2 separate regions of the Homo sapiens genome follow, and region 2 is linked to region 1. The links are chromatin loops, found by intact Hi-C in ENCODE. Cell type or tissue: PC-3. All regions are shown on one strand. Links, peaks and the distances in the headings refer to the core of each region. The heading gives the core; the rest is flanking DNA. Region 1 overlaps PCCA (propionyl-CoA carboxylase subunit alpha). Region 2 holds the start of LOC105370335 (a long non-coding RNA gene).

What was found. Hi-C counts contacts between places; a loop is a spot of excess contacts. Peaks named below come from ENCODE experiments on the same cell type or tissue, not always from the same donor. Only the 100,000 strongest peaks of a DNase experiment are listed, where the experiment ranks them.
Region 2: a loop joins it to region 1, with 9 times the contacts of the local background. A loop is called at or near these places in 2 of 110 quality-filtered maps.

The regions. Positions count from the first base shown.
Region 1 is chr13:100,497,785-100,514,248 of GRCh38, forward strand. All of the region lies in intron 21 of PCCA (propionyl-CoA carboxylase subunit alpha), which reads left to right. Among named protein-coding and RNA genes, the nearest start is that of PCCA-AS1, 25 kb to the left of the region's middle. RefSeq lists enhancers at 4,709-5,346, 11,505-12,123, 12,124-12,742, 12,743-13,360. In PC-3, for the core only: no CTCF peak of the experiment used is centred there; no DNase peak of the experiment used is centred there.
Region 2 is chr13:100,351,394-100,367,577 of GRCh38, forward strand. The region is part of intron 18 of PCCA (propionyl-CoA carboxylase subunit alpha); the gene reads left to right. It overlaps LOC105370335 (a long non-coding RNA gene), which reads right to left and starts at 13,549. Exons shown (of 6, transcript XR_007063852.1): 1 at 13,514-13,549; 2 at 13,267-13,354; 3 at 9,235-9,314. RefSeq lists a silencer at 12,522-12,816. In PC-3, for the core only: no CTCF peak of the experiment used is centred there; a DNase peak (open chromatin) is centred at 12,688; H3K27ac peaks cover 533 bases.

The sequences.
Region 1 (16,464 bases), core at 4,719-12,718:
AAGAGAAATTGCCAGATTTGTGGGCTCTTGATTTTAGCCTGAAGAATCACATTCTTCAGCACTGGAAGTTTTTCCTTCTTTTTTTACTTTTCTTTTTTTTTAGACACAGGGTCTCACTCTGTCACCCAGGCTGGAGTGCAGTGGCAGGATCATAACTTACTGTAAACTTCGAACTACCGGGCTCAGTTGATCCTCCTGCCTCAGCCTCATGAGTAGCTAGGATTACAGATATGTGCCACTACACCTGGCTAACCTGTTTTTTTGTAGAGACAAGGTCTTGCTATATTGCCCAGGCTGGTCTCAAACTTCTGGCCTCAAAGTAATCCTCTCACCTCAGCCTCCCAAAGTGCTGAGATTACAGGCGTGAGCCACCACACCCAGCCCAACATTGGAAGTTGTCATAGTTATCGCCAGTTGCCTCTCTTTTTGTCTGGAGATGTGTAGGTTAGCCAAAAAAAAAAAAAAAAATTACCGATTTTTTTTTATTTTTTCATTCACAAATATTGAATGTCTTCTCTATGTACCAGATACTATTATGCTCTCTCATGGAGGTTAGTACTGTCTACTGGAGAAGACATACCAAAAACAAGAGAGAGAGAAAGAGGAAAGCCACAAATCAGTTGGAAACACGCCCGTATTAGTGACTGAAGAGCCTGCAAATGAAAGCTTTACAAATTCATATGGCCAAATAGATTTCCTTGCTCCTTGAGTTAAAATTCACATAACACAATTAACCATTAGCTAAGTTAAAACATACAATTCAGTGCATTTATTAACGTTCACAACGCTGTACAACCATCATCTCTCTCCAGTTCCAAGACGATTCATCACCCCAAAAGGAAACCCCATTTCCATTAAGTGATCACTCCCTATTCCCCCACCTCCCCCAGCAACCCCTAGCCTACTGTTTGCGTGTGACTTCTTCCACTCAGTATAACACTTCTGAGGTTCATCCACACTGGAGCATGTGTCTGGTCTTTGTAGGTTTATTCCACTACCAACCATGTTCTTTATGCTTAAAATAACTCCTCCCTATTGAACTGTTTTGGAGTGATATTTCCTGGGGTGGAGGTAGTTTAATGATTCATCTCTGTCTTGTTAGCATGCTTGTTTATGGTAGAGAGAAATTTTGTATTCTGCCACCATACCTTGTCAAAACCTTTTAACAAGGCATTGATTTGGTTCTCTGGTTCTGAGAACTTGGCAGTGGAAGACAAGACTTCCACCCGCATTGCAAGCAAAATCATTGATGTCAATTCACGTTATTGTGGAAAACCGTGAGTTGTGACAAGTGAAAGCTTTTCACCAAGCCACAAAACTATGGGCGTGTGCAGTCAACACACGGAACACAAGGGGTTTGCTTCCGTGGCTCAGCATAGCACTCTCTCACTAGTTCTAAAATATTCATAGCCTTTGCTGTTCCCAAAAGACGTTTGAAAAATAAGACTTCTCCTTTGTCAGCATCCGCGCTCACATAACTGGTGAAACTAGGAGATAGTTTTGTATCCCGGAAGATAATCATTGTTCCATTCAGGTGTTGGGCAGAGAGAAATGGCTTATCTGCACATCTGCAGGATGTAAGAGATTAGTGAAATATTTGTGATTCTGATGTTGATGACTTTTAATGTTTGACAGAGAAACTTTTGCAATTATTTTCTTCTGGTCCAGGCCTCACTCCTTCTAGCCCACATGGCTCTAGTCAACCTCCTTTAATCAGCAGAGTAATAGGCAAGACTGTAGTAGGATGCCTCAAGACAGACTTTTATGTTGGGACAAGTAGTGTCTTATTAAGGCGGTTCCAGCCTTTCATATCCTGCCTCCTTGGGATAAAGAGTGTTTGTTTACAGAGCTTCTGGGATAGACTGCTGCATGCTGCATCCGTACCTCTGTTGCAGAAGCACATCTGTCCCATTATGTCTAGTGACAAAAATAAGACCTACGCCTCAGTGAACTTTGCATACATCTGAATGTAAGCAAGACAAGTATATTTGACATTTTAAAAAGGTTTTTTCTTTCACAGTTTTCAAAATAACATAGGAGAAGCAAAGGAAAAAATATTTCTTGTGTTTCTAATTCACAGGTTGCTTGAGACTTTTTTTGGAGGTGCTAGCATTTTATTGGCCACAGTTTTGAAGGAAAATACAATGAAATCATGCTTCTGTCGTTTGGGGAAAAGGAATAACAGATTCATTTTTTCTTTTTTTAAAGATGAGAGAGATAGTATTTGGAATCTATCTTTAGACTATTCTACCTCTGAATCTAATTGAAGTAAGAAATTGGGCAAGAATGGAATCTTACTTACCACCCAGGAAAAAAGCTAAACAATTGTGGCTCAGTCCATTTTCCCCTGAGACTGTCTTCAGATTGAGGCGATCAGTGTTAAAATGGATGGAATCACCAGGCTCTCCACATTCTAGTAAGATTGTAGTACGGTTGAAAGTCAAATGAAAGTCCAGCTCTTCAGTGTGTCATTTCCTCTTGCAGACACCAGACCAAGGGCAGTGGTGGTCTGGCGCTTATATTTTGTTATTATTTGTTGAGACCAGAACTCTCCTTAAGGATATATTTATATATGTTTTAATATTAAAGTTTCTTTTCAAGGAATTTATACTAATTAGTTCATGTAATAATAACATGTGCATTCCATTTAAAGTTACCTTGCTAAATTTTCTAAGACTTGTTAGCTTCCCCATAGTTTTTAATAAACCAAAAGATCAAACGAACAGTCCCCAGTTGCCCAAATATTGAGCAGTTAAGGCTGGTTTCAGCTCATCTGAAATCTGTAAACATTTAAAGAGAACCTCTCTCCCAGAAGATAGTGAGCACGGTGGTATTCTCCAGTCTCAGAATATTAAGGTTACTTACAGACTAGAGAGGCCTTCAGTCTATATTAACGAGTTCCTTTCCTAATCTCACCCTTCTAAGAATATATTTGATCCAATTTAGGGACAGCAACATTGAGGCCAGAGAAAAATTAATGGGGTAGTAACTGTAGACACCAAAACACTCCCCAAATCTTGAGACATCAAATAAGCAAGACTGAATTTATGCAAAAGATACTTTAAAGATGTTTCTTTAGCTGGGCGCAGTGGCTCACGCCTGTAATCCCAGCACTTTGGGAGGCCGAGGCGGGTAGATCACAAGGTCACGAGTTTGAGACCAGCCTGGCCAATATGGTGAAACCCCGTTTCTACTAAAAATACAAAAATTAGCCGGGTGTGGTGGTGGGTGCCTGTAGTCCCAGCTACTCGGGAGGCTGAGGCAGGACAATTGCTTGAACCTGGGAGGCGGAGGTTGCAGTGAGCCAAGATCGCCAAGATCATGCCACTGCATTCCAACCTGAGCAACAGAGTGAGACTCTTAAAAAAAAGAAAAAATGTGTCACTCAGAGATTTTTCTACCTAGAACAAGAGTCATACATACTTTTTGAAATTATTTTATCTATGTAAACTTACGAGGTACAAGTGTAAATTTGTGACATGCATAGATTGAATAGAGAGGAAGTCAAGGCTTTTAGATATTCATCACCTGACTAATGTACATGGTACCCATTAAGTAATTTCTCATCATCCACCCTCCTCCCACCCCGTCACCCTTCTGAGTCTCCATTGTCTACTATCAGAAAAGCCTTCTCCAGCAGCGCATTGTCAGCTGAGTCTAGGAGAAGAAAGCCTTCTCATGGACATGAGCTAAATTCCCTGGGAAAGGCCATTCCATAATGGAGAAGGCCTTCTGTTCACCCACAGTGTGGTCCTCAGACCAGCAGCTTCAGCGTCTCCTGGGAACTCACTAGAAATGCAGACCCCAGGCCCAGTGTGGCAGCTCACGCCTGTAATCCCAGCACTTTGGGAGGCCGAGGCGGGTGGCTCACGAGGTCAGGAGTTTGAGGCCAGCCTGGCCAACATAGTGAAACCCCGTCTCTACTAAAAATACAAAAAAATTAGCCGGGCATGGTGGCGCATACCTGTAATCCCAGCTACTTGGGAGGCTGAGGCAGGAAAATCACTTGAACCCGGGTGGCGGAGGTTGGGCTGAGCTGAGATCGTGCCGCTGCACTCCAGCCTGGGCAACAGAGGGACACTCCTTCTCAATAAATAAATAAATAAATAAATAAATAAAATGCACCCAAACCTGAATTGGAAACTCAGGTGGGGGGCCTAGCGGTCTGTGGTTTTACTAGCCCTCCAGGCAAGTTTTGATGCTTTGGTGATTGAGAACTGCTGCTTATGCTGTCTTGGTGGAGAGCACTTCAGCCAGTGCCTCTTCTGCTGATTCTGTATTTATCAAAGAACCACTGACTATAATTTAGTGCTCACACTACAGTTAGGAGGTGTGTGAGTTCCCTTTACAAACCTATTTCTGATTGTAAATTCCTAAGATGTTTTACACATCAGTATCTTGTGAGCTTGATAAAAGTGAATCCATCTCGTTCAGAGTGATGCATTATGAGTGTATAGTGGAAGTCTAGCTTCTAAGCCTGTGAAACAGAGGCCCAGCCCCCTGATCCAGGCAGATTTCACTAAGGTAGAGGCCAGGGTAGATGTCCCTGCTGAACGGGCACCCTCTCATCCCACCTCACCCTGGCTGTGTGTACTGTATATTTTTAACCAAGAGGAGAGCAGAGCGGCACAGAATGGCTGGTACTCAGTATTCCTGGTTTCTGGATTATACAGATGCAAGGGAAATGTCTCCTAGTCTTATTTCATGAGTTACTGTGTAGCATTATTGAATTGCAGTGGTAAGAGGGTTAGGTAGGCCTTTCTCATTTTTGATTAGACAGCTATCATTTACAAATTAGACCACAGGGAATCGACCTTAACTTCTGTGACTAAAGCTTTTGGCAGTTACTTTTGGCATTTCTGGCCCTCTAGACTTGAAAATGACTGAGTGGTTACAATTTACAAAGTTAAGAGAGCTTTCTGTTGATTGGTGTGAATGGTAGGATATGAGACAGACTCTTAGGAGTAAAGGACAGGGATTTAGGGAAAATCCTAGTGGAGTCACTGCAGCCAGGCAGAGTTGTCTGTTACATGCAGATAACAAGTCACGCTGTTGGGGTTAATTAGAAAAAGAGGAAACAAAGTTGAGAAAAGAAGAGGGAGGCAGAGCAGACGGCAGAGGACAGGAATTTTCAGTGCAGCGTTGGGAAAGGTTGTGGAAGCTGAGGCTGACGCAGACCTAGGGCGTTAAAGCTGTATTTACAGCTGGACCTTCTGATTCCTGGGGAGGAGGGGAGGCTGGATCGTGGGTAAGAGAGACTGGCAGGGCCAGTGGAGGATACTCTCCCACTGGAGTTGTCCAGTGGGAGTTGTCTGGAGTTGTCCTGGGCAGAGGCTGCCTGTTGACAGAGGCTCAGCACAGCCATGCTTAAGATAAGCTAGCTAAGCAGGTACGAGGAAAAATAATTTACCTGAAGTTCTTTCTGGCCGGGCGCAGTGGCTCACGCCTGTAATCCCAACACTTTGGGAGGCCGAGGTGGGTGGATCACCTGAGGTCGGGAGTTCAAGACCAGCCTGACCAACATGGAGAAACCCTGTCTCTACTAAAAATACAAAATTAGTTGGGTGTGGTGGCGCGTGCCTGTAATCCCAGCTACTCGGGAGGCTGAGGCAGGAGAATCACTTGAACCCAGGAGGTGGAGGTTGTGGTGAGCCGAGGTTGCGCCATTGCACTCCAGCCTGGGCAACAAGAGCGAAACTCCATCCCCCCCCAAAAAAGAAATTATAATAAAATAAAGTTTTTTCTGTATTAAACATCTTGTGTTTAAAAGTCTACAGTGAGTCAAGGATGTTGAATGGCCAAAGATCATAAATCTCTCCCTCTTTAAATGAGCTGTGGGCTGGGCACAGTGGCTTATGCCTGTAATCCCAACACTTTGGGAGGCTGAGGGGCATGGATCGCTTGAGCCTAGTAGTTCGAGACCAGCCTGGGCAACATGGCAAAACTCTGTCTTTACAAAAAATTTAAAAAAAAATTAGCCGGGCATGGTGGCATGTGCCTATGGTCTCAGCTACTTGGGAGACTGAGGTGGGAGGATCACATGGGCTGAGGAGGTTGAGGCTGCAGTGAGCTGTGATCACACTACTGCACTCCAGCCTGAGTGACAGAGTGAGATCCTCAATAATAAGCAGTCTTCAGTGTTTCATTTTACCCAGGCTAAATGTATTTGTAGTATACATATATGTTTATATTTTGATAGATTCATGTGAGTAAAAGATATACAATAAAAATTGACATTACCGAAGGGGAGTGGGATTAGATGTGAGAGGGTGGATTAGTAAATTGTTTTACACACCTCTTTACCATTGGACTTGTTACAATAAGCCTATAACTATTTTTAACTCCATAAAATACATTGTTTTATAAGAGCTGTCAAATTTCACTTGCTCAGTCCCCTGATTCTCATTTTCTTATAAAATCTCAGGTTCCTCAAATATGAATTCTTCTGCCATGAGAAATTAGCAACATAGTCTTAAAGTCTGGGGAAAGATTATAGTCAGATCCACATAGATAGGACAACGTTCCAAGTCGGGAGAATGTTCATATGAGAATTGAATAGAAGGCCAAATTTTTAGGCTAAGAATATGATCAGAGGACACTTCCAGTGGAGAGAGTCAGCGTGAAGAGTTGAGGTGCATGGCTGTTGTGCATCTGAGAGCGTGTACGCGGGCGTGAGAGCGATTTAGATCCCTGTGTGTTGAATTCGAGACCCACCCAGACAGCCTCCAGTGTCTTCTCAGTGACTGTGCCCAAGATTTCTGTCCATCTGTGGACATGTTTTAATGACAGCAATTAGTGGTAATGATGGCTATTAAATACTTAATGACATTTCTGTGTTCTGAGGCTTCTTCATACAAGAATTCACTTACTGGCCGGGCACCGTGGCTCACACCTGTAATCCCAGCACTTTGGGAGGCTGAGGTGGGCAGATCAAGAGGTCAAGAGATTGAGATCACCCTGGCTAACATGGTGAAACCCCATCTCTACTAAAAATACAAAATAGCTGGGTGTGGTGGAACGTGCCTGTAGTCCCAACTACTCGGGAGGCTGAGGCAGGAGAATCACTTGAACCTGGGAGGCGGAGGCTGCAGTGAGCCAAGATCATGCCACTGCACTCCAGCCTGGGTGACACAGAGAGAGACTCTGTCTCAAAAAAAAAAGAATTCACTTACTTTCCACAGAAGCAGGCACTGTTATGATCCACAGTTCATAAAGAAGGAATCTGAGACATGGAAAGTCGACCTTTCCCAAGCTTGTAAGTGGAACAGTATTCTGACTCCAGATCCTAAATGGTAAACCACTACTCTCTGCTGCCTCGCAGCCTGGAGATTTTCTGTAAGAGAGGGGCTAAAATAAAAAAGCCCACCTCATATTGATCACATTCTTAGTAATCCTTGAATACGTTTATATTGTGTCATTCATGAATGTCTTTTCCCTCTGGCCAGATTATGGTATTTAGGTCAGGAGCCATTTTTTCTTGTTTATTTTGTATTCTTACATTGCCCAGATATGCTCGATAAATGGTTTTTGAATGAATTAACCAAACTGTTTCTCTAATTCACTATGCTTTTAACTGTCTAAGGAAAAGACAACCGTGGGGTCCCTCGCTGCATGCCTGGGAACCTCTCTGAACACGGAATCAACTTCCTTTCTTTGATTTTAGAGCCAGATGTGATGTTTGAAGAATGTAATCTATTTGCTCTCAAACATGGAGAGCATAGAGCTAGAACTCCAACAATTAGAAGTTAATCTGAGATGTCCTACAATACATGATTTTAAAATAAAATCCACCAGTGTCAGTCTGGTGCAGTGACTCATGCCTGTAATCCCAGCACTCTGGGAACCTGGGGCGGGCGGATCCCTTGAGCCCAGGAGTTCAAGACCAGCCTGGGCAATGTGGCAAAACCCCATCTCTACAAAACATACTCAAACACTAAGCAGGCATGGTGGCGTCTGCCTGTAGTCCCAGGTACTTGGGAGTCTGACGTGGGAGGATCACTTGTGCCCAGGAGGTCGAGGCTGCAGTGAGCCATGCCTGGGTGCCAGAGTGGTACCCTGTTTCTCTGCCCACCCTCCCCCATCCCCCCCAAAAAAATCCACCACTCTTTCATTCTGAACAACCAGAGATGTTTGGAAAGGACACAGGAAATAATACCTGGTGAATAGTTACTCTCGAGCACTTGCTAGGTGCGCTGCAGATCTTCGTAAATTTAATCCTCAAAACAGTTACTCAAGACCTGTATTAGCTTGATTTTAGAGTTGACATCTGTCTGAGAAGGAGGTAACTTGGTCAGAAGGTGCCATCTCGTTGGGATGTCACAGTCGGGCCTGTTGGCTTCAGAGACTTGGGCTTTCATGCTCTGCTGCTGCCAGGACGGGGGCCACATCGCCCTGTCTCCCGATTTCTCCCATGGCTCTCCAGGACTTGGCCACCTTCAGCATCGTGTGTTCTGTACACAGCACAGCATGAGGGTGCCAGCAGTCCTCCTTGGCTCAGCGTCTAGGATGTGTCAGAACTGTAAACCCCAAGATTCTTAGGCAACCCCCCTACCAGCGCTCATTTCTGCTACTTCAGACCAGAAACCTTCGCGGGCGGGGGTGGGGGCGGGGGCGGCGGGGGTTTCAGTTGCTTTCTGCTTCAGTTTTCTTGGCCGACGGTCTACCTCACAGTATCACAGTCATCTTTACTTTCGTTTACTCTGCCTTTCTGTATTTTAGTTTCTGAATTTCTGTCCCATAAAGCCAGCATTTAGGCATTTTGAATTTTGAGTTTCTTCAGTGAATTCATAATAGTAAAAATATTTAAGAAAACCTGTAAAGGCAAGATTGTTGTTGAAGCCCCTCACATTAGAACACTTCCCAGGTGCTCCAACCTGGGGGGGACTGAGGACTTACATGGGAAGTCAGAGCTCCCCATCTTTTTTCCCCAAAGGTCATTCATTCTGACAGCATGACTTCAACTTGATATGAGCAAAGAGCATTTCAGATAGGAGGAGAAAAAGGAAGAGGGTTGGGCACCGTCGTGAAATGGTACACTTCCTCACCGCGGTGCTTATCTACATAATTGTGTTTTTATAACATTTCCTTTACTTTTCTGTAAGCTGATGCTGCCCTAATTATAGATTTTTAAGAGAACACTTCATTGTACCCCAAATTATACAGTGCTTTAAAAAGGTACTTTCTTACCGGTTTACCAAATACCTTATAAATTCGTAATTACATAAAACAATTCGAGATACAGAATAGAAACAGCCTGTACTGTTAACAGGTGTTGGTATTGTTATATAATTGAGTACATGGCTTTCAAAGATCTATAATATTTTTCTTGAGTAAAAAGAAAAAAATGACTCATTATAGTCGTAATGTGTCACAGAGACTCCTGATCAAACAGAATGCACATGTTCTATTTTGTGCATTCTGTACAGTTCATTGTAAATGGACTTGCCTTTGTGGAAGTGAAAGTGCCACTTATTCCAGCAAATTGCCTTTGTGGCATATGCACCTACTTGTTAGACAGCTTGGGGGCACTTGGGCCAGGCAGAGGCTGGGCCCCCTTTATCATGGGCACACCTGCACACATGGCACTATGGCGCCACACTCCAGGTAGGCTGCTGTCATTAACAGACTTGCTCCTTGGGAAACCCACTGAGGACTTCTCAGTGCCCTCCTGCCCATCAGAGACCACCTCGGAATTCTTAGAAGACTAGGAATGGGGCAGCTTCCTAGACGCTAGCTCTTTTCCCGCCACATCAGTTTTAGGCCTCTCTTATGATACAAGTGATTCAGATTACAAGGTAACCTCAGTGCAACACAAGGGAAGAAATAAATCCTCTCTGTTATTGAGTGCTGGGTCTAGTGTTTAATTTTCTTTCTTTTCTTTTCTTTTTCTTGAGACAGAGTCTCGCACTGTGGCCTGGGCTGGAGTGCAGTGGCGCGATCTCGGCTCCCTGCAACCTCCACCTCCCAGGTTCAAGCGATTCTTCTGCCTCAGCCTCCCGAGCAGCTAGGATTACAAGCGCCCACCACCACGCCTGGCTAATTTTTTGGATTTTTAGTAGAGACGGGGTTTCACTATGTAGGCCAGGCTGTTCTTGAACTCCTGACCTCATGATCCTCCAGCCTTGGCCTCCCAAAGTGCTGGGATTATAGGTGTGAGCCACCGCACCCAGCCTAGTGTTTAATTTTCAATTTAATTTTTGGCACTATTTTTTTTTAAGTTGCTCATCTTAGGACAGTATAACTGGAATGAGCCTTGTGTTTCCAGTTACAAAAACAAGACAGAACAAAGGATGAGGCTAGATTTTTGTATTATTGACAACCCCATATTCTTCCCTCCAGAGGAGAGATCATCTTTCGGAAGCAAGCCCGAGATACACACAGTCTTACCCATTCCTTCAATGCTGTTGATGATTAGCCTTAAGATGGTTCTTTTCTCTAAGGAAACCCTCCCCATTTTTGCAGGATGTTTGAAAAATGAGTTGCTGAATGGGCTTCAGATATTCTTATTCTTCTGTTTTGTTGGGATTTTCTTCCCACTCCTATTTGTGTTAATTTTTCCCTCGAAAAATGAGATTGCTGCTCACTGCCGTTGAGCCTCCTTGTGGCACATTCATTGGTCCAGTAAACGACTTAACTCCAAGAACCACCTACCAGTAACACAACAAAACCTTGAGTACAGATTGATTCATAAATGGCAGCGGACGAGTGTTGAAAGTGACGCATTATGTCGCTGCAATGTATTGACATTATCAATTGTGTGTCACTAAACAGCCAGGCTAACTGGATGATTTACTTTGTGTTTAACTGCCTTTTTCAGTTGGAGCAAATGTTGAGGAACTGGGATGCAATGTCAGAAACCATATATTTTCTTCTGTTAACACCAGCTTCACTGAGGCGTGTTGGTTTTGGCTGCAGGCTGTAAGGCTCTAGTGTAAAAAGGTCTAAACAAGTGATTAATGCCCAGGAGGCAGGGCTTTACACTGTCTCCACATCTTTTCTCCTTTCTATTTGTGTTGCCTTAATGCTTGGGGTGGGGGGTTCAGGCTATTTATTGTGCTGACGTTGGTTTCCATCCTGAGAGTCCTTGATGTTTCTTTGTGGATTTTGTTTGTTTTTAATATTATTTAGCATAATAACCTAAACCGTAAACGCTTGCAGTTGCGATCCAGGTGTCCTTAGTTCAGCAGTCAGACGTATAATAAGGGCCACTCTGTACAGTGAAAGGTGACAGCTGTGGCCCCCAAAAAAGCAGCTCTGGACTTTCCCCTCCCAAGTTTCAGTCCTGGTAACTTGAACTAGACTTGCTAGTTTCTTGAAACATTGTTTTATTTTCTTGCAAGTTAGTGTGGTGTTCATATTTCACAACGCTGAAAGATACAGTGTTTCTCAAATGTGCACTTGCCAGTAGACGGATATGTTAACTGTTACCGTGACGCTGAGAACTGGAGCTGCTAACTGACCCTATGCGTTTGTTCTCTGCGTAAAATGTTGTAACAGTGCTAATTACTAAGCAGCTGAATTTGTGAGAAGGTCCACAGCACTAATCTGCGCCTCAGTGTTGCCTTGCTAGTGAGAAAACGTGAGCATGTACTCAGGACACATGTACTTGATGATGAACTTCCAGGGGCACGTTTATCTGTGGATCACGGACGGTTTGACTTGTGGGACGTAACATTTGATTTCTATATGTGCGCTTTTGAGACACTCGTTTTTACCCTATTAAGAGTTGTTGAGTGCAGAACAAGACATTTTAAAAGGGAAGAGTAACATTCAGAGATTTTAAAACGGAAGCTTTTAAATTACTACTTGCTTCTGTTTATTTTTTATTTTTTGCTAGTTTTAGAAAAACAAGGAAGAATATCTCAAGTTGGAATAGTCAGATTTCAGTGTTTGGGTGATGGTGTTAAAATCGTTGTTTTAATGGTAGATGAAAATGATTCTGTTCTGTTGGATTCACATCCTGAATAAATGTTTCTACACAATTAGAGTCTATAACAGACTAAGCCAGCATAGTGGTGGTGTGGGTTTTTTGTTTTGTGTTTTTTTTGTTTTGTTTTGTTTTGTTTTGTTTTGTTTTTGTCTAAAAGAACAACTTCAAGCCTTGGGAAAGAATTTGTTTTTGCCCTGTGGATGGGTCAGAAACATCTGCTTCAGGTATAGTTTACAAGCGTTATTTATTAACCCATGAGCCGAAAACCCAGATGAGGAGCTCTGACTATTGAAAACTACACATTCCATGTTTTTATAAATGTATATTAAGATGAATTCCACATACCTATTATTTGGATTTCTGGCAGCCGGAACTTCTACAAGGAATTTGTGTTTTTAAAAAGGAATGTAAAATTAATTTTTCTTGTATCAGAGTTTTGCTGTATATGAAGAAATCCTGCTCATGGGCAGAAAGCAAAGGTTTCAAAGGAACCTCATCTCCATATGGTTTTACTCGATAATCCTTTATCCACCATCTTCAGCTCTCATTCCTTTGCTTTCTCGCCTGTGGCTACATTTCTATCTCTGCATCAATTAGCACAGTGATTTATACAACAAGCAAGCAGTTTAGAGGTAATGGTACACAATTAACATCTCATTCCACCATAAAGGGTATGCTAAATACCCCAGTCATTGCTTTCTCTGCCTGGAATTGAAATAAGTGTTTGTCCTAATTCATATGCTATCTGATGTGAAGTGGGCCTGCTTTGTACCGCACTACACCATTAATCTAATTATAGATAGCTGCAAATGAAGTGCTGTCTGAGCTGGGAGATTGAAGAAAATAGCCTTTTGTCATTTAGCATGACTCTGTGAAGCAAGATCACACTTTACAGGGCAATACTACAAAATGGAAATCTCAATAATATTGCTGCCTGTTGCATCTTTTCTAATTACAACAATATTGTAAACACAACTGGGCGCTGATATAAATAGAGCTGTAGATATGCTGTCATGTGGGTTGTAGGAGAAAGTCCTCCGAGTGCTGTTGGATTAAATGATGCATCCTGATTGACAGCTACCTTGAGACTGCACTGATGGAGTTGTCACAGCATTATGCTAACAGGCTGCTCCAGCGACTGCAGCTGTAGGAGGCTGTGGTTCGCCCTGCGCCTTAGCTGCTGCCTGTCCATGTCCGCTCCTTTGCCTGGGCTGCACCTCCAAAGGAAGGACGGCCGTAGGCTTCAATTCTGTGTATTGTCACTGTTGTGTCTTGGAGATTTGTGGTGGTGGTGGTGTAGCTCAGATATCAGGCGATTGGGCCCTGTGCAGAAGTAGAGGGAAATTATTTTGTATGGCTCCTAACCTTGCTCTGCTTTTCCTCAAGTGATAATTGTGTACCCTACAAAGAATTTAGGAGAGTAGAACGTGGTTGAATTTCAAGTCTCATTCCACTGAACTGTTTTAACTCATATCTAGTTTTTCTCTGCTTTTCAGCCACGCCAGTGTTTTTAAAGATGCATCATTTTTGCATTTCGCGCTTTCCATCACTTTAAAAACACTGACACTGTTTCTCCAGCTCTGAGTTAGGACAGTAGACCTTTAGGGGAATATTTGAGTGTTGCTCTCACTGCCACGCTGCGGAAATGAAGACAGAGCTTAATGTTGGAGACCTTTGGGGCCAGAAGGTGTAAAACCTTGACTAGGAAGAGAGCCTAATCTTTGAAGAAGTGTCTGCCTCCTTACTTAGTGAGGGGTGCATGGACAGTATTTGGCCAGTGCTTCAAGATAGCTGATGCACAGTGATTTACAGTCAAAGATAGCACCTGCCCTTGAGTTGGTATTGACTGAGATGGCCAACAGTTGAGGACATGAAAGAACATTAACAGTCAGTCAACTGTACGTGTCCTAATTGTTACTGGAAGAATGACTTATAAATGGAAACTGGAAGTGAGCCCACTTGAAGAGGAACGGAGGTTGACAGTGGCACTGGAGGCTTTGAAATCACAGCTGAAAACTGTACAGCAAACTGCAAGCGCTCACCTCGGGAGCAGCCGCAGACCTCGGGATCATTGCAACATTTAGCGCATGGGGTCTGCAGAATTACATTACTGCTACTTCTACAGGCTGTGGAAAAAAGTGGGTGGATTTAATGCTGTAAGGAGGTGCATGTACTGTACAAATACAGAAGCCTCCAGGGTGGTATTCTGTGTATCCGTGAAAGTGGAGTGTGTCTCAAAGTGGGTCATTCTTTGCTGTCTTTGGGGTGCTGATTTCTGGGGTGCAGGCATACATGCCCAGTTGCAGGATGCTTTTCTTAATGAGGTCCAGTGATAACATCCCTCTCTCACCCAGACTGTGACTAGCCGCCGCCTCCTGCTGCAGCAACCACTCTCAGCCCCCAGGCTTTCAATAGGTCCACGGAAGAGCTGCGTGTCAGTTTTAAAAACAATCCCACTGGTGTTTCTTGTCATTGTCCTGCTCTTGTGGCCTTCCTCCTGACCCTTTCATGTCAGCTGTGATTCCTTTTCTTTCTTTCTTTTAATCTTTTGGGAGAAATTTTCTTGTTAGACATGATTTCACACTGTAGAGGCCATAAAATTAATTTGCTTAGAGACCCGGGTTCGGGTCACCTTTCCGTCATTCAGTCCTTAGATAACACCTCATTCCCTCCCATTACTGTCGTGTGTGGGTTGAGGAGTCCCACCAGGCCAAGCCAGAGAGCAACTGTTCTGTTCTCACTTACGTGGTGAGCTGTTTTTCAAGAACATTTTTTTTCATTTGGCTGTGTGGTCTGGAGAACACCTTCCTAAGCCAGCGGAGTGAAGTTCCACGCACTGACCAGCCCCGAGCTCACTGGAGCGAGTCATCTTCCGGCTCCATGGCAGCCCAGCCCCACCCACAGGCAGCTGCCTGTCACCCACGCTGGCATGTTCCCTCATCCTACCCAGGCAGCGGGAAAACCTGGCTGCTTCTGGGATCCTACTACTCTGTCCTGTCCACAAGCCTTCAGAGTCTTGGATTCCTACCCTCAAACATCAACTTTGTGATTTATCTTCTTGAAAACAACCACAAAAACTTAAAATCAAAACTCTCTAAGGGAGTTTCGCACAACCCTTGAGGAATAGTTAAATGCCCACGGTGAAACCGAGCTTGTACCCCACGGTCCAGGTAGGGGCACATTCCTGAAGTCTCACAAAGCATTGGCTCTCTGTGCCCCCAAAGAATCCAGAGATGCTAGTAAATAGCAGTTTTGATCAGAAGCTTGGAAGGCCCTGGTGTACATTCTTAAATGACTTCTTTTCTGGGGCATCAAAAAGCTTTTACGGTTCTCACCAGGCAGTTCATTCTGATGGGCCCCTACGCTGCACCCTGCTTGGGCCCCATCCCGGCACGCGCCCCGTGCAGCACAGCACAGGCCAGCTGAGAGGCTGTTTTAAGAAGGCGTGTTTGTGTGGTACACTCACGGGCTCAGGACAACATCAAAGGTAATCTTAAAAAGAGAATCTCTCTCTGTCTTCTCTTTTTATATTCAGAAAGGTCATTTCTAAACCAACTATTTGCACCAAGGCCTCTCTGGAGGAGTTTACCCCGTTGTTATTTTTTACTTGCTATTACAATAAGTCACTTATCCCCCAAACAGATTTAAGAACAATAAACAAATACAAAAGGAAAAGGAACATCTCATCAGTAACAAAGACTGCATCTAAAGGCATTGAGTTTGTGATTCTTTTACATCTCTTTCCAAGCAAAGCAGGAGTCCTACAGAGAAAGGAATCTGAAAGATGAAAATTATAAAAATAGTAAAAGGATCCAGTGTTCGTCAGAATCTTGTAATTTCTGGGGAGAAATGAAGCTAAATACAGTCTTAGCGCTTCGTTCATATGCAGGCTGATCTGTGATATAACTAAACTTAGTTTTTGGAGTATATCCACTGTGGGGAAATGTGGTAAATCATATTCTCAGCGAATGAAGATACTTTTCCTGAATTTAGGCTTCATATTTTGAAGTCGAATTCTGCAAAACAAGAAAAAAATAGATCTGTGTGCTACACTGAAAACTGAACAAGGCACGTCGTAAGTCAGTCACACAGAAGGCGCAGCTCAGGGCGATACCAACTAGAAAAGTAACTTTTTTGTTGACTCTGATGCCTCTAGTGATGTTGGATTTTTTCCCCCATTGCAGACAGCACAGATAGGAAAACTGTGCAATTTGGTCCAATTATAGTCCTCTCTGTCCCTCCACACCTTCCCCCATTGATTTAATGAAGGACTTGGAGGTACAATTCACTGATAAATAGTCCCTCTGCCCAGAATGTTTATTAGACTGACAGCAGCGTGCACTCTCCTCGCTTTTTCCCTCACCACTTATGACTCAGATGAATTTTAATAGGAGCAAAAAGCTTTTATTTGCACTGTAATTTCACTTAAGGAACATATCCTTCAGAAACTGGCAGACGCTTCTATGTCTTGATTGCAAAACACACACTCAGGAGTAAAGAAACATGCAAAAGATGTTATTATTCAACCTGTCACA
Region 2 (16,184 bases), core at 8,049-16,048, 140 kb before region 1:
TCTTTTGAACCCATTATTTGATTTTTCAGTATAATGCTTTTTTCTCTGTTCGTATATATGAAGATTTGATTACTTGATTTTTCAGTATAATGCTTTTTTCTCTGTTTGTATATATGAAGATGTGATTACTTGATTTTTCAGTATAATGCTTTTTTCTATATTTGTATATATGAAGACCATAATGATTTATGCATGTGGAGATGGGTGAAGTAACGAGATGTACTAGAATGAGATTAGACATCTTTTCTAGGAGACCAGTGTGGGCATTGTGTGCTTTAATATCTCTTCATCAGTTTACTTTAGAACTACCTTTTCCTTAAAATAAGTAATTTAATAATAATAGATTAGTGAAGATAAAAATGCATATGTTTAGATATTGATTATTTGACTTGAATTGGATAGACCTCAGTTTCCCTTTACAGAACTACCTAGTCATCTTTTCAGCCTTATCCCCAATAATATGTTCAATGAAATTTGTTCTGTGAATAAATCCTGTGATATTTGGAAAATACTAAGAAATGTGTAAGACAAGGTAGAGCAGAGACTAGCAAACCATGTTGCTTGGAAGCATGGTTCAAATTGTAATGCCCGGGGTAACCACTAAGAAAATAACTTTAAAAAATAGTATTAGTAAAAGAAAAGTCAAGGGAATTAAAATAAGACAATAGAAAACGTTGATTTAAAACAAGACAATAATAAAGGAATAGAGGGAGAAAAAAGATATGACATATAGAAAGTAAAAAGCAAAATGGTAGATGTAAATCCTACCTGATGGGTAATTAATTATATTAAATGCAGATGGCTTAAGCCTATCAAGAGCAGATACTGACAGAATAGATTTAAAAATATGATCAAACCATATGCTTTACAAGAGACACACTTTAGAGTTAAAGGCATAAATAGGTCAATTGTAAAAGGATGGAAAAAAGTATCAGACAGACATTGTATTCGTAATATTATTATCAGTATTTTATTACTAATAATGCTGATGTCAAACAAAATAGCCTTTTTTTTTTTTTTTTGAGATAGGGTCTTGCTCTATCACCCAGTCTGGAGTGCAGTGGCATCACAGGTCACTGCAAGTTTGAACTCCTGGGCTCAGGTGATTCTCCTGCCTCAGCCTCCTGAGTAGCTGGTACTAGAGTGCATGCCCTAACATTTGGCTATATATATATTTTTAAATAGAGATGAGGTCTTGCTATGTTACCCAGGCAAGTCTCGAACTCCTGGGCTCAAGTGATCCTCCCACCTCAGCCTCCTGAAGTGCTGGGATTATAGGCATGAGTCAACACACCCAGCCTTTTTTTGTATTTTTTTTTTCTTCCAGAGACAGGGTCTTGCTCTGTCACCCAGGCTAGAATACAGTGGTGTGATTATAGCTCATTGCTGCCTCTAATTCCTGAGCTCATGTGATCCTTCTGCCTTAGCCTCCCAAGGAACTAGGACTACAGATGTACTCCACCATGCCCAGCTAATTTTTAAAAATCTCTTTAGAGGTAGGTTTTTCCTATATTGCCCAGGCTGGTCTTGAACTCCTGACCTCAAATGCCTGGACTCAAGTAATCCTTACGCCTCAGCCTTCCAAGTAGCTGGGATTACAGGCATGAGCTGCCAAGACAAAATATTGTTCAAGACAAAATTATTGCTAGAGACAGAGGGGTATTTTATAATGATAAAAGGGTCAATCCATCAGAAAGCTATAACAAGTATAAACATATATGTACCTAATAACACAATTCCCAAATATGTGAAGCAAAACTGAGACAAAGAGAGAAATAGGCAATTCCACAATACATCACTTTGAAAAATGGATAGAACAACTAGAGAGAATATCAGCAAGGAAGTAAAAGTGTCGGACAGCCCTATAGACCAAATAGATCTAACAGACATCTCTAGAATAATCTCTCCAACAACAGCAGAATATACCTGTCTCAAGTGCACGTATAACATTCTCCAGGCTAGACCATATTTACCATACCATATACTAGGCCATAAAACAAGCCTCAGTAAATTTACTAGAATTGAAATCATCCAAAGTATGTTTCTGACAAATTAAATGAAATTAGAAAGCAACAAGGAAAATTTGGGAAGTTCATACATATGTGGAATTAAGCAATGTACTACCAAATAACCAATAGATTTACAAAATTACAGAGGAAACTAGAAAATATTTTGTGGTTAATATAAACATCACAACATCTAAAAACGTGTGGGCTGCACATAAGCAGTGCTTAGAGGGAAATGAGAGCTGTAAGCACATGTATTAAAAAAAGAAGAGGCCAGGCAAAGTGGCTTACATTTGTAATCCTAGCACTTTGGGAGGCTGAGACGAGCAGATTGTTTGAGCCCACTAGTTCGAGACCAGCCTGGGCAACATGGTGAAACCCTATCTCTATAAAAAATACAAGAATATGCTGCGCATGGTGGCACGTGCCTATAGTCCTTGCTACTTGGGAGGCTGAGGTTGGGGAATTGTTTGAGCCCGGGAGGCGGAAGTTGCAGTGAGCCAAGATCGTACTACTGTACTCCTGCCTGGGTGGCAAAGTGAGACCCTATCTCAAAATAAAAGAAGAAATAAAGCTGGGTGTGGGTTTGGTGGCTAACGCCTGTAATCCCAATTCTTTGGGAGATTGAGACTGGAGGATCACTTCAGCCTAGAAGTTTGAGACCCCATCTCTACAAATAATAATAATAATAATAATAATAATAATAATAATAATAATAATAAAATAATTCGCTGGGTGTGGTGGCACACACTTGTAATCCCAGCTACTAAGAAGGCTGAGGTGGGAGGATCGGTTGAGCCCAGGAAGTCAGGGCTGTAGCAGTGAGCCAAGATCATGCCACTGCACTCCAGCCTGGCTGACAGAGTGAGACCCTGTTGAAAGAAAGAAGGAGAGAGAGAGAGAGAGAAAGAAAGGGAGAAAGAAAGAAAGAGAGGGGGCGGTGGGAGGAGGGAGGGAGGGAGGGAGGGAAGGAAGGCAGTCAGGCAGGCAGGGAAGGGAGGGAGGGAGGGAGAGAAGGAAAGGAAGGATCAATTACCTTATCTTCCACTTCAGGAAACATGGAAAAATAGAGCAAACAAAAGCAGAGGGAATAAAATACTGAAAACTAGAGTACAAATAAATGAAATAGATACTAGAAAGCAATAGAGGAAATCAATAAAAGCAAAATGTGTTTGTTGGAAAGATCACAGAAATGACAAACCTGTAGATAGGCTGACCAAAAGAAAAAAAACTGAAATTGTAAAATCATGAATAATAGGGGGTATGCCTACTGACCTTACAGAAATTAAAATGGTCATAAGGGAATATTGTGAACAATTGTTTACCAATAAACAAGATAACTTAGATAAAATGGAGAAATTCATAGAAAGATACAGACTGCCAACACTTTCTCAAGAGAAAGTAGGAAATCCGAATAGACTTATCATAAGTAAAGAGATGGAACTAATCGTTGCAAAACTTCTTAGAAAGAACTCAGGACCAGATGACTTCATTGGTTAAAAAAGTTAAAGGAAAATTACTTAATACTAATCCTCACAAACTCTTCCAAAATCCCAATTTACAAGACCAATATCATCATGATTCCAAAACCAGATAAAGTCATTGCAAGACAAAAACTAAAGGCTGATATCCTTCTTAAGTATTAATGCAAAAATTCCCAACCAAATAGTGGCAAACTGAATCCAAGAATATATACAGTGATATACATCATAACCAAATGAGGTTTCTCCTAGAGATACAAAGTTGGTTTAACATACAAAAGTCAATCGATGTGATACATCATATTAATAGAATAAGAGAAAAAAACCACAGGATTATCTCAAATGCAAAAAAAAAATCTGACAAAATCCAACAGCTTTTCATTATGAAAAACACTCAGCCTACTCGGAATAGAAGGCAACTTCCTCAGACTGATGAGGAGCATGTGTAATAAACCCACACCTGAAAATAAGGGCATCTAGATTGGAGAGAAGTCAACTTACCTCTTTTTGCAGATGACATGATTTTAGATGTAGAAAATCTTGAGGAATTGACAAACAAATCTGTTAGAACTAATGAGTCCTGGAAGGATACAGGATACAAGAATGATATGCAAATATCAATTTTTGTTTTTATACAGTGGCATTGTACAAGCCAAAAATGAAATTAACAAAACAACTCTATATAGCACCAAAAAATATACAATACTTAAATGTAAATTTTAAACAAGAAATGCAATACTTGAACACTGAAAACTATAAAATGTTGTTGAAATAAAGATGACCTAAATGAAAAACACCCTATGTTTTGAATCAGAAGACCTAATATTGATCACCAAACTGATCTACAGATTCAGCACAATCCTTACTAGAATCCCAGCTGCATTATTTTTGGAAAAATAGACATCTGATTCCAAAATTCATATGAAAATGCTTTTGCATTGTAAAAGAGGAATGAAGTTCAGAGGCTCCTACTTCCCGATTTCAAAACACTACAAAGCTACAATAATCAAGACAAAGTGGTACTGGCGTAAGCATAGACATGTTGATCAATGGAATAGAATCGAGACTCCAGAAATAAATTGTTATATTTACAGTCAATTGAGTTCAGTAAGGATAGGAAGAAAATTGAATGAGTTAAGATTAATCTTTTCAGTAAATTCTGCTTGGGCAATTGGATATGCACATGTAAAAGAATGAAGTTGGTCTCCTTCCTCACACCATACATAAAAATGAACTTTAAGAATCATAGACCTAAATGTAACAGTGCATACAACAAAATTCTTAGAGAAAAACATAGGAGTTAATCTTTGTTACGTTTGGTTAGGTAATAATTTCTTACATAAGATGTCAAAAGTACACGCAGCAAAAGAAAAATTAGATAAATTGGACTTCAGAATTTAAAACTTGTGCTTTAAAGGACATGATGAAGAAAGTGAAAAGACATCCCTCAAAATGGGAGACAATATTTGCAAATCATATATATTTAATAGTCTTTTGTCTAGTATAGGGAATTCTTACAACTTAATAATAGGACAAATGATCCAGTTAAAAGATAGGCAAAGGACATGAATAAAAATTTTTCAAAAAAGATATAGAAATGGCCAATAAGCCCATAAAAGATGCTCTGTATCATTAGTTGATAGGAAAATGTAAGTCATAACCACAATGAGATACCACTTCACACCCATGAAGTGGTGAAGATGTGGAAACATGGGAACCATTACATGTTCCTGGTGGGAATTTATGACTACAGTGATATGAACTTGGGAATAATTTGACAGATTCTTAAAATATTAGACGATTACCACATGACCTAGCTATTCCACTTCCTGGTATATACCCAAGGGAAATGAAACCATGTGTGCACAGAAATGTTGTATACAAATGTTTATAGTGGCATTTTTCATAATAGCCAGTGGAAACAACCCTAATGTCCTTCAAATGATGAATGAGTATATAATAGTAAATAAAATGTGATACGTTCATAGAATGGATTATTTTTCAGCAATAAAAATAAATGAGCTATTGATATTTTCTGCAACATGGATGAATTTTGCAAAAATGCTAGATGAAATAATTCAGTCAAAGTAGATCACAAATTTTCCCAGAATAAGCAAAGCTATAGAAATCGAAAGTACATAACAGTTGCTTAGGGCTGAGGAGGGGAATGTAGAGTAACTGCTCTCGTATCTAATGTTTCCCTTATGAGGCAATGAAAACGTTTTAAAGTTGCTTGTGGGGATGGTTGCATAACTCTGTGACTATACTAAAAACCATTAACTTGTACACTTCAGATGGGTTAAATGTATGATATGTGAATTTCATCTCAAACTGTTTAAATGTATATAGTCTGTTACACATTTTATATTTAAGAATTTGTTTTCCTAATGGTATAATAGATGTTCAAATTTTAGGAATTAAATGAGGCATTTCTTCCTTCTAGTTTGATGGAGTCTTTGAGAATATTTCTTTTCAAATTGTAAAATATGTTTCTATGTCTGCTCTCAATTTAGTGCAAGAGTAGCTCTTGGGGGTAGCAATATCAAGTGTTCCTGGGCTACCACCTGGAAGGTGGAAGTAGTAGATGTATGTGAACCCGCGTTCTTCCATCTTTTCTTTCCTCTTCTGCCTTGAAATGCAAGTGACATAAAATTAAAACAACACGGAAAAGTTTCAGTTCCTACAATGGCAGTGTAGTGTATTTTCAATGAATTCCTTTCCAGATAAATAATTATAAACTCTGGACAAAATATAAAGCACAACTATTTGAAGGCTGTCGATGTACAACCAAATACGACCCCTAAAAGAAGAAAACTACACCAGTGAGATGCACATTTATGTGGCTTTTCCTCTGAAAGCAGTCACTATTGCATGCATTAAGGCATGGCTGTAACTCAGTTATTGGTTTTAGGTCTCAGAGAATGATGTTCAGTGTTGTCAGAACTGCTGGAAATTAAGCAGGGATATCATGGCAGAAAGGGAGCAACAGAGTGAAGAGTTCCATATGTGAATTCAGGTTCTCTCAAATTGTTGGTTGACCCTGGAAATGTGCGTAACAAAGACCCCAGGGATCCCAGAAGATCCCAGAACTGCTGGAATGCTGAATGAACTGAGCTAAAATTTCAGTTGCCTACCATGGTTATGATAATGTTGGAATCTGAATCTCATCAATTTGAGGTACTTGTAAACACCTTGAGCTTTCCATTAAAACCCTGGAAGGACCATGCCTTGGGAGAAAAGACTGTTTCTGGAATAAATGGTTTGGACTTTTTATTTATTGAGAGCAAAACCAAATAGTTCCTAGTACAACATAAAAGTGAGCCTCCACAACTTCAGGACTGGTAACTAGCAATGTAACTGCCTGCTGTAATAAAAATCAGTACTTTTCAGAGGGAGATAACATGATGAGTGAAGTCTGACAACATCTCCACAATACAGTTTACTTGGCATGCAATCTAAGAATAAAGACAACTATAATCCAGAGGAAAAGCAGTCAACAGAAATCAACCGTGAGATTACTAAAATGTTTGTTTCATGGGCAAGAGCTTTAAAGTAGCTATTAAAATCATTTTCAAGTATTAAAGATGAAAATGAGGGAAAAATGGGAACTATCAGCATAGAAATGGAAATTAAAACACACTACTAAGTGGAAATTCCATATCTAAAATGTCCTATATCTGCAATGGATAATTTGCTGGATAGGCTGAAAAGCATACTGGTGATGGCAGAAGAAGGAATAGGTAACCTTGAAGATAGAAGAATAGAGATTATGCAATCTGAAAAAAGAGAAAGAAAAATGTGTTTAAAAAATTGAAGAGACACAAAAGGACAAAGGAAACTTTTGGAGGTAAAACATGTTTATTACCTTGATTGTGGTGATAATGTAATGACCGTATGCATATGTCCAAACTAATCAACTTGTGTGCATTAAACATGCTGTTTTTTAAAATGTCAAATACACCTCACTAAAGGTGTTTAGCCGAGGTGGGCAGATCACCTGAGGTCAGGAGTTTGAGACCAGCCTGGCCAACATGGTGAAACCCTGTCTCTACTAAAAATACAAAAAATTAGCCAGGTGTGGTGGTGCACGCCTGTAATCCCAGCTACTAGGGAGGCTGAGGCAGGAGAATCACTTGAACCTGGGAGCTGGAGGAGCTTGCAGTGAGCTGAGATCGTGCCACTGCACTCCAGCCTGGGCAACAGAGCAAGACTCCTCAAAAAAAAAAAAAAAGAAAAAGAAAAGAAAAAAGCTGTTTAAAAAAAAATGGAAGACAGCCTCGGTGACTTGTGGGCACTATAAGTTATCAGGAAGCATGTATTAGGAAGGACAAAAAGAAAGGCAAGAGAGTGAAGAAACTTCAGAAAAAATATTTAATGTTGTCTTCTTAAGATTGGGAACAAGACAAAGTTGTCTGTTTTTATCGTGTTTATACAGTATTATCCTGGAGATCCTAGCCAGTGCAGTTGGAAAGAAAAGAATAAAAGGCATAGAAATCAGAAAGGAAGAAGTAAAGTCATTTCTATTTACAGAGGTCATAATTGTTTGCATAGAAAGCCTTATAAGAATCTATAAAACAATTGCTGGAACTAACAAATTTAGCAAGATTACAGGATAAAAAGGCAATCAAATGCAAGTTGTATTTGAATAAACTAGCAACAATGGGAAAGTGAAAATTAAAGTTCCACTTAACATAGCATAAAAATAGGCAAAGCAGACACCGTCACTAGTTAGAGTATGAAGGCATGCAAGAAATAACGGAGCCTAATGATTGCAAAGGAAGCTTTCCACACCTTAATTGGTTACCTAAGAAAACTCTAAGGAGTCTGCCATACAATGAATAAAACTAAGGCAAAAATAGGCATAAAGTTAACAAAAGAGATTCATGACTACCACACTTTATGAAATAAATTAAAAATCAGAAGAAGTAAGAGTTATATCCTGCTCATGGACTGGAAGAGAAAATATTAAGATGTCACTTCTCTCTACAGTAATACAGATTCAATGCAGGCCCGATAGTAATTCTATTGGGATTGTATCTCAGGGAGGATGTGGAAGAAATTGGCACATTGATTTTGAAATTTCTATGGAAATGCAAAGGGACTTGTATTAGTCCATTTTCACCCTGCTGATAAAGACATACCTGAGACTGGACAGTTTACAAAAGAAAGAGGTTTAATTGAACTTACAGTTCCACATGGCTGAGGAGGCCTCAGAATCATGGACGAGGAGGGGCAAGTCACATCTTAAGTGGATGGCAGCAGGCAAAAAGAGTTTTGTGCAGGGAAACCCCCCCCTTTTTTTTTTCTTTAACCATCAGATCTCGTGAGACTCCTTCACTATCATGAGAACAGCATAGGAAAGACCTGCCCCCATATTCAGTCACCTCTTACTGCATCCCTCCCATAACACGTGGGAATTCAAGATGAGATTTAGGTGGGGACACAGCCAAACCATATCAGACCTAGAATAGCTAATAGGAACAAAGTTGCAGTACTTGGTCTACAAATTTTCCTGAAATGGGCTCACCCCTGTCTCCTACCACACAGGAAAGTTAGAGATGCATCATAGACAGATCTACATGTAAAACATCTAAAACATGTGAGTATATCTTCTGAAACTTTGTATGTAGGCAAAAAACTTCTTAGCAAGGACACAAAGCACTAAACATAAAAGGAAAAATTAGTGAGTTAGATTTTGTTAATATTAAAAACTTCCATTAAAACTGTAAAAAGATACCACTACATACCTATTAGAATGTCTAAAATCCAGAACACCGAACACCACGTGCTGCTGAGGATGTGGAGCGACAGGAGCTCTCATGCATTGCTGGTGGGAGTGCAAAATGGTAAGCCACTTTAGAAGACAGTTTGGCAGTTTCTTACACAGCATAACCTTACCATATAATCAAGGAGTTGTGCTCCTTGGTATTTACCAAAATGAGCTGGAAACATAGGCACACACTAAAACCTGCACGTGAATGCTTACAGCAGTTTTATTCATAATTGCCAAAACTGAGAAGCAATGTCCTTCAGTAGGCGAGTGGATAAACTGGTATGTCCGTACAATGGAATATTATTTAGCAATAAAAAGAAATGAGCTACTAAGGCATGAAAAGACAGTGGAAACAAATACATATTGGTATGGGGAAAAAGCTAATCTGAAAAGGCAGCATTCTGTATGATTCCAGCGCTAAGTGACATTCTGAAAAAGGCAAACCTATGGAGATGGTAGAGATCAGTGATTGCCAAGCATTCGGGGGAGGGAGGGGAAATAAATAGGTGGAACAGGGGACTTGTAGGCAGTGAAGCTACTCTGTATCATACTGTAATTCTGGACACATTTCATTAGATATTTGTCAAAACCCACAGAATGTATAACACAGTGAACCTTAATGTATGGACTTCAGTTAACAGTAACATTGATATTGGCTTATCAATTGTAACAAATACACCATACAAATGCAAGATGTTCATAATAGAGGAATTCATGTGGGGGAGGATGTATGGGAAATTGAAATTCTGTTGAGTTTTTGTCAACCTAAAACTGCTTTAAAAAATAATGTCTTTTTTTTTTTTTTTAAATCTGCTGAAGGAAAGACATTGTTAAGAAAATTCATAAGCAAACCACAGAAGAGAATACTTGCAATACATAAATCTGACAAAGGCCTTGTATCCAAAATAAAGAACTTTCACAAATCAATAAAAATAAGGCCAATGACCTAATAAAAATGGGCAAAAACTTGAATATAAATGGCCACTGAGCACCATAAGGTCCTCAGCATTACTAGTCATGGGGGAAATATACATGAAACTATGATAAGATGCGGTTTCCCAGCCTCTAGCCTGGCTAGAATTAGAAAGACTGACAATGCCAAATGGTGGCAAGGATGTAGAGTAACTCATTGCAGTGGAAACATGGAAATGTTGTAATCTTTTGGAAAACAATTTAGCAACTCATATAAAATTAAACCTACATTTAGCCTACGACCTCTACTCCCTAGATTTTTTACCCCCCAAGAAATGAAGACATACCTCTTTAAGGGGGGAAAAAGCAATCAAGTACAAAGAATATCTACAGTGGCTTTGTTTATAACAGCCCCAAACTGGAAACCACCAAAAATGTCCATCCACAGAAGGATGAACTTATTTTGGTGTGTTGGTACAGTAAAATACTTCTCAGCAAGAAAAAAAGGATGAACTATTCAACAACATGGATGGATGCACCTCAAAAACATTATATTGGTCAAAAAAGCCACAGTTTTTTTTGGAGTCTGTTCTTGTGAAGCTCAGAACAGGCAAGCATAATCTCTGGTTGACTGTTAGTGGCAGGCAGAGCCAAGCGACTGGAAGGGTGAATGACAGAACTTAAGATCTTGGAATTTGACTGTATGTTAGTTGTATGCGAGTAAAATTTAAAAAAAAATAACAGTTGCTGAAACAAAAGAGAGGGATTTCAGATATTTCTGCACCCAATTATGGTAACAATAATAACTAATTTAGCATTTATGTGCCAAACACTACTCTAAGCATTTTACACCTTTTATCTCATGTAAGCAGCATATGGGTTAGGCATTCTTATTATCTTTGTCTTGCTGATGAGGAAACTGAGGCACAAGGAGGCTAAGTAAGTTGTGGATGGAGGTCACACAGCTTTTGTAGGTCTGCACTTGGTCAGTGAGACATGGGGTCTGCTGGGGTGACAGCTGTGCCACAGTGCCTTTCCTGGCTAATCATGCCCAGTGTCTAAATTGAGAACCTTAAGCCCTTATCGGTGGAAGAAGGAAAGGGAGTATGCATAATATTTAAATATATGAGATTATGAGTAACATTACGTATTCTATCCTAGATTCAGATGTCATTTGTGTAATTATTTGTAATGCTAATAACACCAAACTTGGGGGTGTTCCCTGTTTCTCAGCATGATTATGTGATACAGACTCTTCCACACAGTCTCATGTATTTGAACATACACATTTTCAATTGCATGTAGGCAGAATTCTAATCCTCCTCTATGCCAATTCCTAGCTTTGAAGAGGTTCTCTGAAAATGCTGCTTTTATCTTTCTTCTGCAGTGATGAACTTTAATGTTGGAGTGTTGTAAGTTCTCACATAATAAGGCTCAGATTTTTGTTTGGTTTGGCAGTAGACTTCTGTTTAAAATTCCTTTAATCTGTTCATTCTATGCTTTTTATATTCATTTTAATAACTGATGGCTCTGTAAAGAATTTTTTTTGAATTTATTGCACTAGTTAAAAAACTACTAAAACTTGTACTTAACTATTCCTCCATCTCAACGTTCTAAAAGTGAGTTTTCCAGTGAATTGCTGAATTTTTATCTTCCCTGGGAGTTGTTCCTCCCCTTCCCCAACCCTGGGGAAATAAGAAACAATTCATATACTAGATCTAAAGTTTCATTAAAATTGCTTATGCCCTGTCTCAGGCATTTTAAGTGGGCCATCTGTCTAAACATCTCTCTCTCCTTTTTTTTTTCTGATCATTTCCTCGACTTATTCATGAGCCATGGGAGGGCTCCTTTGTAGTCTCCATGTAGCTGGTTCTGTCTACCCCCACTGAATACATCTATGTGCTTGCATAACATATCTTTTCACCGTGCTGGAAATTCTCTGAACTTGGTTCAGATGAATGGCCCACTTTCTGAAGGCCTTTTTCTTCCTGCAAAGATTTGTATGCAGAAACTGACCTCAGTGGCCATGGAATGCAGCATATTATTCTCGATCATTTTACAGCCCACCCACTGTGAAAGTTATGATGAAGCATTTCTTAATGATTCCTTGACCATTAGCATTGTTTTAACTCAGTATTTTACTTCTAAAGAGGTGATGGCACAACAAAAACCAGCTTTTTTGAGTGTCTGATAATTATGGTTTAAAATGCTTATAATCCTTTCTAACTGAAGATGCTGAGAGTTTTTATGTTTATACAGTCTTCTTTTAGCAAATGACTTGTAATAGCAAAGTATTTACTCAAAAGCACCCTTTTGAGTAAAATATTCCAGTAAGTTAAATGTATTAGTATTAATAGTGACTATCAGCTGACAGTTCTTCACCATCAAATATAAAAAATTTAGTTATGTCGAGCATATTCATCCTGGCTGGCTGATGATAAAGTGGACAGACCTGGGTTAGAGCTATTATTTTATTTGCTTTGTGAGTCACTGTTTATGTGAGTTCTTTTTTACTGGGGTTTTTGGTTTTTGTTTGTTTGTTGAAGAAATAACTTAATTGGTATCAGCTTTGCAGGTGACTAATAAGTTGCACAGATTAAATTTTTGGTCAGATGACAGCATCTTTCACTAGAAATGTACTTCGTTAAAGGAAACTGTATCATTACTATGGTGAGTTGAAGTTCTAAGACCTTTTCCTTATTGTCAGAGAGTTGTTCATAAAAATCTTCTTTGAGACTATTTTGAATTTAATGGATCTGTGTAATTCTTTTCTAAACATTTAGCACATAATTGTAGGTAATTGTTACTATCATAAATCTGTCTGTGCTGGTTAAATTAATAAGAATGTTTCAAAGTAAGTATTATAAATGTATTTTCAGTGATTTTGCAGAAATAGAGCATGCATTCTTTCAGGTTTGTATTTTTTAAAATTTATAGCTTATTTCTATTGCAGAGCATATTTATATCTGCCAGTTAACTGGCATATATGCCCAACCCATCCATTTTATTTAAAAACCCAAACAAAACTAGTTTCAAACTTATGTCAAGCCAGAAGGAATCTTTGCAAATTTTGTTTGTAGAAGAGTGAACTTACAAATAGATTTCACAGTTTCGACTCTGTTTTGGTATTTAGAGGTCTTGCACAGTGAAGCCTTTTTCCTATATCCTGTTAACATATCACCCTGAAAGAAATTGTTAGAAAAAGGCTGGGTACTGTGACTCACACCTGTAATCCCATACTTTGGGAGGACAAAGCAGGAGGATCCCTTGAGGCCAGGAATTCAAGACCAGTCTGGGCGTCATAGCGAGATCCACCCCATCTCTTAAAAAAAAAGCCAGACCTGGTGGTGGCGCACACCTGTAATCCCAGCCACTCAGGAGGCTGATGCAGAAGGATCATTTGAGCCCAGGAGTTCCAGACTGCAGTGAGCTATGATTGGGCCACTGCACTCCAGCCATTGTGACACAGTGAGATCATGTTTCTTAAAAGAAAAGGAAAAAATTGTTAGAAAAGTGCCACTGCAGGAGTTAAGTTTGTAGAAGAAGCAGTAGCTTCCTATCACTTGCCTAACTCTGATACACTTTTACAGGTGTAGAAATATTGGTTCAAACAGATTGAATAAGTTCTCAGGTACATTGCTAGTAGAACAGGCTGAGATTTAGACCTGGATGTTTTAACTCGAAACCCTGTACTCTTTCCATAAGGCCCCTCCTGGGACAAATTATAATATATATGAAACAGATGTGAATCAAAATAAAACAATGGAAAAATAAATAGTACTTAGGTTTTGGAGAGTGGCAACTGTATCTCATCACCATCTATAAGGTCCCTTTCTGTGGGAAAATGGGTTCTGGGTTGGAACAGGATGTCAGGATCAGCAATGTTCCAATGCCTCTGGAAGCAGAGACTTGTTACGTGATAGAAGAAATTCTCAATCCCTACTCCATCAGGCTGCTACAGTTTGAAAAATATTACAGCATATGACATAGATTAAATGGAAGAAAGATCTCTTGAGTTTATGCTATAATTAAGGAACAATTTGTGAGGGAGGCAATATTTTCCTTGAAGGATCTGTTAGTGTGAGAAGCAGAGAGATGAGATGAGAATCCAAAGTTTCTATAAAGAAAGAGGTTTCAGTTATAGGGGAAAGTAAGAATATAGGCCGAGAGCCGGGACAACTACTCATAATAAAAGCTATAGCATGTATACACCTAATTTAATCAACACCTCCCTATCAATGCAGATATTGTTACAATCTTTTATACATACATAAGGAAACTGAGACAGACAGTTTGCTCCGGGTTTTGTGTCAGCTTCTGTGACTCATCAAGGCCTGAGTTCAAAACCACTGTCTTGCTCTCTGCCTCATGGTAGCTTGGTTTAAGAGTCTGTCCTAACCAAATAGACAAATCAGAGAATAAGCAGAAATAAAATTGAATGCAAAAGGTGGGTTCTTACTTTTAAGGCATTGAATGGTAGTTAGGTTAATAAAGATGTAACTTGGTGTGGGGTAGAAAACGATCAAATGATCATGAGCAAGATAGTGACATAATTCTTGAGGAAAGCACAGATTCAAGAAAGCCAAGTTGCACGGTCATCTAGATGTGAGGCTGTTTCTGCAATCACAATACCCCTGTGAAATTGGAGTATTGACCCCATTCGAAGTGAGCAAAATGAAGTCTTAGTGAGATGATAGGCGTAGTCCAGGGACACCCAGGGAGTATCCAGGAGCTTGGGGCACACAGTCCTGTCACACCTGTGCTCTTGCTCTCCTGGGCAAGTCAGCCTCCCCTTCTACACGTGCTTGGTGCATAGTAGACACTCCTCACAGTCTTTTCTACTTATCCCTCATCTCTTTGTCTCCATCCTGTGCCAGGAGCTGGAGATACAAAAATAAGGAATGATTTTGGTCTTTTAGGAGCCCACAGGACACTGGGAGACAAACATATAAACAAATAAATGCCCTGTAGAATAAAGGTGCTAAGAAAAAAAAGAGGAATACTGGCACAGAAGCCCTTTCTTCCCTTCTTCCTTTCTGCTCAGACCTCCTTTTCTTTCCCTCTCCTCCTCCCCTCCCCACTGTGTGTTGTCTCCCTCAACTCCCCTGCACCCCCATTCATTCATACTCTTCTGTGTGAGGCTCTATCCCCTGAAACAGTTCTTTTCACACTGCCAGAAAGAATCGTCAAGGCCTGTGTGTACAGTGTGCATTATTGTTGATGCATTTTTTTTTTACTTTTATTTTTACTTCCATGGTATTTAAAACATATCCTTATCTTCAGAATAATGCAGATCAAGAAGTGGTAGGTCAAATACAAATATGTATTTAAATTAATAATATTAATCAGATATTGAATCTAGAGGTGATTGGATTAGAAGCATAGTTTTTGTGACTCTGATTTTTTTAATGCTGAATACACAGAGACTTCTTTTGAAAATTTGGTGGGTTTAAATGAAAACATAACTTGGAACATTTTTTCAGAACTGTGGTTTAAGCTGGAGCCCAGATACTACAAAATGCTGATGTTTAGTACTTGGTAAATATTACTTCACAAGTATAAATATGCAATACCTAAATTAGGTTAATTCTGAAATCATTAAATTTTGTTACTTTAAAAAGTCGTGGGAAACATTTATATTCTAAAAACACTTTTGTCTTTGGCTGCTTGATACGGATTTTCTGAACCATGTAATACTGATAATATGCAAGAAAAGACCCGTATGATAAGACTAACATTGTTCATAGATATGGAGTCCTTTCTGGGGGGTTTTAGGTGATGGGGAAAACCAGGGCTAGAAAAGAAATAATGTGTAAGTTTCCAAGATGAGGACTGTGTTTTATTTCTCTGTGGTGCCCCACAATTTAGAGCCAAGTGCTTAGTGTTTGTTGAACTCATAAGTCATTTAGGGTTTTGTGTGTGTGTGTGTGTGTGAATGTGCTTTATTTTAGCAAAATTTAGATGTTGTCCTATTATATAATAACATAATAAGTGGGTATCTGAGTAATGTTT